Regions from separate parts of the Mus musculus genome. Here region 1 is linked to region 2. Evidence: chromatin loops called from intact Hi-C (ENCODE). Cell type or tissue: heart. All regions are shown on one strand. Each heading gives the region's core, and the rest is flanking DNA. Links, peaks and the distances in the headings are about the cores only. Region 1 holds the start of Gm46201 (a long non-coding RNA gene). Region 2 overlaps Nuak1 (NUAK family, SNF1-like kinase, 1).

The links. Peaks named below come from ENCODE experiments on the same cell type or tissue, not always from the same donor. Only the 100,000 strongest peaks of a DNase experiment are listed, where the experiment ranks them.
Region 1: a loop joins it to region 2, with 2.3 times the contacts of the local background. A loop is called at or near these places in 3 of 42 quality-filtered maps.

What each region holds. Positions count from the first base shown.
Region 1 is chr10:84,334,393-84,337,299 of GRCm38, forward strand. It overlaps Gm46201 (a long non-coding RNA gene), which reads right to left and starts at 1,357. Exons shown (of 2, transcript XR_001779691.1): 1 at 1,319-1,357. In heart, for the core only: no CTCF peak of the experiment used is centred there; a DNase peak (open chromatin) is centred at 1,239.
Region 2 is chr10:84,422,822-84,425,728 of GRCm38, forward strand. All of the region lies in intron 1 of Nuak1 (NUAK family, SNF1-like kinase, 1), which reads right to left. Among named protein-coding and RNA genes, the nearest start is that of Nuak1, 16 kb to the right of the region's middle. In heart, for the core only: no CTCF peak of the experiment used is centred there; a DNase peak (open chromatin) is centred at 1,690.

The DNA of each region.
Region 1 (2,907 bases), core at 284-2,783, 88 kb before region 2:
GGCCTATAATAGGGGTAGGCTTTGTGATAAAAGTGTCTGTTCCCATTAGAATAGGGAAGGGAAGGACTAAAGAGATGTGTTAGCCATTAAAAGCTAAGGCTTGCAGCAAGAAGAGGAGAGAAAAGATCTGCCAATACATGGTATTGATAAAACTGTTCATATGTAATGGTGAAAGTAAATAATTGCTACTTGTTCAAAACACTAAACCTGGTGCACTAGTGTTCAAGATAAAACCCAAAACTCCACACTCCACACAAGCACACTCAGCAGCAGCATGGTCAGTGAGTGGCTGGTGGCACCCCTTAACTCTGCCCCATAGGAAAATGCTCCGAAAGCTTATGAGTTAACTAACCTAGAGCATATAACACTGTGGCAAACAAGAAAAAGCCTGCCATGAACGAGATGGAAGGTGAGGGCAAACTCAACGGTTTATCCTCTGGTCTCCAAATGCTCTCTGAGGTATACGGGTTCCCTCACGCATGAACATGTACACATGCATGGGAAAACACCACACACATGCACACACGCACACACACACACACAAACACCACACACACACTTTCTCTCACACACACATATACACATACCACACCACACATACACAGACATACACATACCACACACCACACACCACACATCACACACCACACACACATACACATACACACACACCACCATACCATACTACACATACCCCCCCCCACACACACACTCTCACACACATATACACACACCACACCACACCACACTTACACATACATACACACACCACACACACACTCACCACACACCACACACCACACACATAAACATACACACACTACACCACACATACACACACACACCCCACACCCCACCCACACACATACACACACACATACACCACACCACACACACACATGGGGGGGCAATAATACCTGTATAATACCTGCCATAATCGTAATAATGGGACTGAGTCAAGTAAGTTGTAACTACTGTTAAAGGCCCACAGTACAATCAGGCCTTGACAATACATGAACACCTCTAAATACATCATCACACTGACATTTTTAACAGCCCAGTGAAGGCAACTGTCTTGCTTAAGGTCATGTTTCATGTGTGAAGAAACTGGGACCCAGAGAAATGAAGCAGCTAGCAGGAGGTCACAGAGCTCTTACAAACAGAGATGGCATGCAACCTGGATTTCTTCTACCCTCATAATAATGCCAGGTCAGCAGGCAGGCTTCCTTTGTTTTGTAAGAGAAGAGACGCTTGCCCAGGGTTGCATAACAGCCCAGAATAAACCTGATTTCATCTCCAACACAGTTTCAGGACTTACTGAGTCAGACCCATAGCCGACTGCTCAAACACAACGTCTAGATGCTTCCATCTTCCACTGTCTGCGAAATAGATAGCAGCAGCCATTTTCATAGGTGCAATAAATCTAGAATGACTTAAAAACAAAAACAAACAAACAAAACTAAGCTGTAGGACTTGCACTAGAAAGCTCTACAGTCCCCTGTAGCCAGCTGGAGCCTCCATGTTGGAAGCTCTAGCTAAAGAATGAGGGGAGGAGGAAGAGAGACAAGTACCACACACAGTAGGGCTCACTGAAACTCAGTGCTAGAAACTGAACAGACATTTAAGGTCAGGAATGGCAAACTGAGTGTTTTGACTTGTTTGCAGTTGTGTGTGTAGCCTGAGTTCTCTCTGACAACTCAAAATTTCAACAAAAGCTCAAACACATACAAATGTCAGCTAACCTAGACCTACTATGTGCCAGGAGAAATTCTAGGAATTTCCACAAACAAGCCCATTTAATCCTTACCGTAAATTAATTGTGGTTCTAATTTCTAGCTGAGGAATCTGAGGCATAGAAAGGTTAGTTAAGAGGCCGGGTCTCAGAGCTAGTAGGTGGCAGACACAGGCAAATCTGACCTCAGAGGTTCTGGTCACAGTCTCTACTCTGCATTGCCTCCTACACATGGCCAAGGTAAAGGAAGGCACATTCAGAACAGAGAAGGAACTGGGAGCCAGATTTAGGAGGCTAACCTCAAGTCAACCATTCTAACTGGTGTTCTTGAGTAAACCAGCAGTCCAGCAGCCTCCACAAGCAGGGCTCCAACCTCCATCCCAGAGACACACAATGGTGAGTGTCTTAGGGCTTTACTGCTGTGAACAGACACCATGACCAAGACAACTCTTATAAAGGACATTATTTAATTGGAGCTGATTTACAGGTTCACAGATTCAGTCCATTATCATCAAGGTGGGAGCATGGCAGCATCCAGGCAGGCATGGTGCAGGAGGAGCTTGAGAGCTCTACATCTTCATCTGAAGGCTACTAACAGAATATTGGCTTCCAGGCAGCTAGGATGAGGGTACTAGAACCCACACTCACAGCGACACACCTACTCCAACAGGCCATACCCTCTAATAGTGTTACTCCCTGGGCCAAGCATATACAAACTACTTCAGTGGGGAATAGAACCAAACAAAGGAACGCAGTTCACCTCTGAGGTGCAGACTCAAGCGTCAGGTTTAAGCCGAGGAAGAATGGGAAGAGAAGCAGATGGGTCTGTGCAATTGAACAGTCCTGGTCAAGACACAGTTTGCTTGATCATCATTGTTATGGTTTTGAGAGGTGACCTGAGGAGGAAGGCATTGCCTCTGCCGTAGCTGAAGGCATTACTCTAGTTTCTAACAATACCAACAACAACAACAACAACAATCTCTGCTATAGGACACAGCCTCTCTCATTACAGATGCAGTATTGTAGGGGCACGGGCAGGGGTCAGGGTTGGGAGTGGGGATGGAGGTGGGGTTGGGGGTGAGGGTGGGGGTAGGGAGGGATAGGGATGGGTTCTTGTGTGGAATTTCAGGCTGGTATCCAGTCGAGCTGAGGTCTGAACCCCGATCCTACATAAC
Region 2 (2,907 bases), core at 222-2,721:
TGCACTGGGACCCTGCAGACAACAGATTTCTCATTTAATGTCATTCCAAAAAGTTTAGTCACAGCCAACAATGTAGAGAAGCTGGAAAAATGGGATCAGAAACAGCATTTCTGACAGAATCAAGACATGGCGACTACAGGAATAGGGAGATGTCCGGTGAGTAAAGCATTTTCCACACAAGCGTGAAGAAGACCTGGGCTCAGAGCCCTAGAACCCACGTAAAAAGCTGGGCACAGTGGTTTTGAATTTATAAGCCCAGGACTGTAGAGGTGGAGACAGGGGGATCCTGGGGCTTGCTGATCAGGCAGCCTAGCCTAGTCTGTGAGTTCTGGGTTCATCAAGAGACACTGTCTCCAAAAGTAAGGAGGAAGAGGAGGAAGAAGAGGAGGAAGAGGAGGGGGGGGGAGTTGGAAGGACAACTTGGAGGTTGAGAGCATATATTGCTTTTGCAGAGGACTGGAATTCTGATCCAGGTACCCATGGCAGGCAGCTCACACACACCTGTAACTCCAGCTCCAGGGGCTGAATGCCTCTGGCCTTCTTGGGTACCTGCACTTGTGTGCACATGCTTATATGCACACAAGAAAGCATTTGACACCAACTTTTGCCTGCACACACACACACACACACACACACACACACACACTCATGTGCGCGTGCATACACGCACATACAAAATACACGGGCAATGCATGTACTACATATGAGTGCACATACAGAGTAAAGCCTACACGTAAAACCTGAGTCGTGTCAACTAACTTCCCTTTTAATCTTTAATTTCTCTGTCCCATGAACGTTCAAGATTTGAGCAGACAATTTCTTTTGATACAAGAAAAGGAGTACAAGTTGATGGAGGGGCCAGATAAACTGTGAATAACAGACAGAAAGATTCCAGAAGGCTACCAAGGACCATTCAGAAGTGAGCTGAAGGCACCAAGGAAAGGGCTCTGGCTCGTTTCCCTGACCAGGCTTCCTCAGTGAATGCCTACAGTTTTGAAGAGACTTAGTTCATCTACAAGTGGGTTCCATCCTCCAGGGAAAACACACATGAACATGCGTGCATCCAGAACTCTCAATTATAGCTCCTTACTATTTCCACATTAAACATCCAGTTTTCTAGTTCCTACATCTCCTTGCCTGCAGCTCGAGGAAAGATGAATGCGCAGGAGCTGTAAGGTTTCTCTGCATTCACTTCTGCTTGGTTAGCATCCAGCCAGGTCAACAGCCTCTGACACTGCAGTCTTCATGCCACGAAACGCAGCCTCCTCTAAGGCCAGGAAATGGTTGTATGATCATCACTTCCCCCTCATAAGGCTAAAAGGCTGGTTTTAGACTTATGTCTACCCCACTGCTGCTAAGAACAAGCAAAGGGCAATGAACTAAGCATCAAACACACACACACACACACACACACACACACACACACACACACTACCACATCCATACAGCCCTGTATACGTTCCAAGCATGCTTATGGTTATTCTTATCAATGTTGCTAACAAACAGATCTACGCAGACATAGGTCTAAGAACATTACCCCAGGCTTCAAACACTAAAACCTCAGAGGAAGATCTCAGAGGGCAAAGTGAGAAGGGGCTGAGAGAAAGGAAGCAGCTGCCACCTCCTTTGAGAGGCCGTTTCAGGACACCCCACTCAAAGAAGTCCCTCCAGACATGCTTCTGTAGCCCCCAGGGAATCGATACTCGCCGGATGGAATTATTTCCCTGAAATAAACAGACAGGCAAAGGTCACTACTTCTGGGGCCTAGAAAGAAAACAAGCCAGCTGCCGAGTTACGGGGCAGCCCATGATGCAACAGGGCAAAGGGTTTGAACCCCTAGGCCCTGTGGAATGGCTTGGACAACTAGATCCCTATGGGGGAAACATGCCGGTAGCATATGGGAGGTTAATCCTTCTAGGAGCAAGACCAGTGTGACCAGACCTAGATGGGCACATCTTCAGGAGTGCAGGCCCCTGAGCTTCGGTGACGCCCACACTACAACTGGTATTTTCCACTCTAGGGACATGGGGGAGCTGTGCACAATGACCTGGGGTCACACCTGCTCAGTCTTTATAAAAGTTATATACCTTGTAAACTAATCAGGGCTGGCACACAGTAGGCCTATAGGAATGTCCTCCGAATGAGTTGTGTTCCTTAGGTACAGAGACAGACCTGTGGGGATGGACAGCTATCCAGAGGCAGCCACTGTAGATCATAATGTCCACATGTGTTATTTCTCTAAACAAGCCCTTCCTAAATATACCTGAACTTGCCTCTAAGCGACTGGAGGAAAGCACGCATCTGGCATTCCAGAGAGTCTGCGTAAATACAGAGGCCGTGAGTGGCAGTACCCCAGAGCTTTGGGATACAGATCCACTCACAAGCAGTCTAAGTGAACAACGGCCTCCCTTTTCCCTGCCTCAGCTCACCCATTTGTCAAACAGGAGCCACGATGCTGTGCAGCACTTAAGGCACCTAAGAGGATGAAATCAGATTGGCTATTTAACGTATTTGGAACATCACGGGCATGCAATCGTGCTTATGTAGTTGTTCTCATTGTCACATTGTGTTAAGATAACGTGGAAAGCGAGGGCAGCTCTTATCCCAAGACAAGAACCAAGCATCACAGCTCACCCTGCATGTTAGAAAACACAGACAGAATAAACCTTGTGCTGGGTCCCTGGGACAGTACTGCACTGTCAAGAAGAGCCAACTGTAGTCTGCTCCCTTCCCCTTCAATCACTTGAGTATACTAGTCAACATGCAAACGCTACTAAGTGTCCCAGAGGTTAACCCAATCCGGCTAACCAGACTCTTGGTGGCAGGGGTAGGGGTGGGGCAGGGGTGTCACAGACAGTCTGTGGACACTCACAGCTGCATCCTGTCGACTGGCTCGTCCCTCCAGAT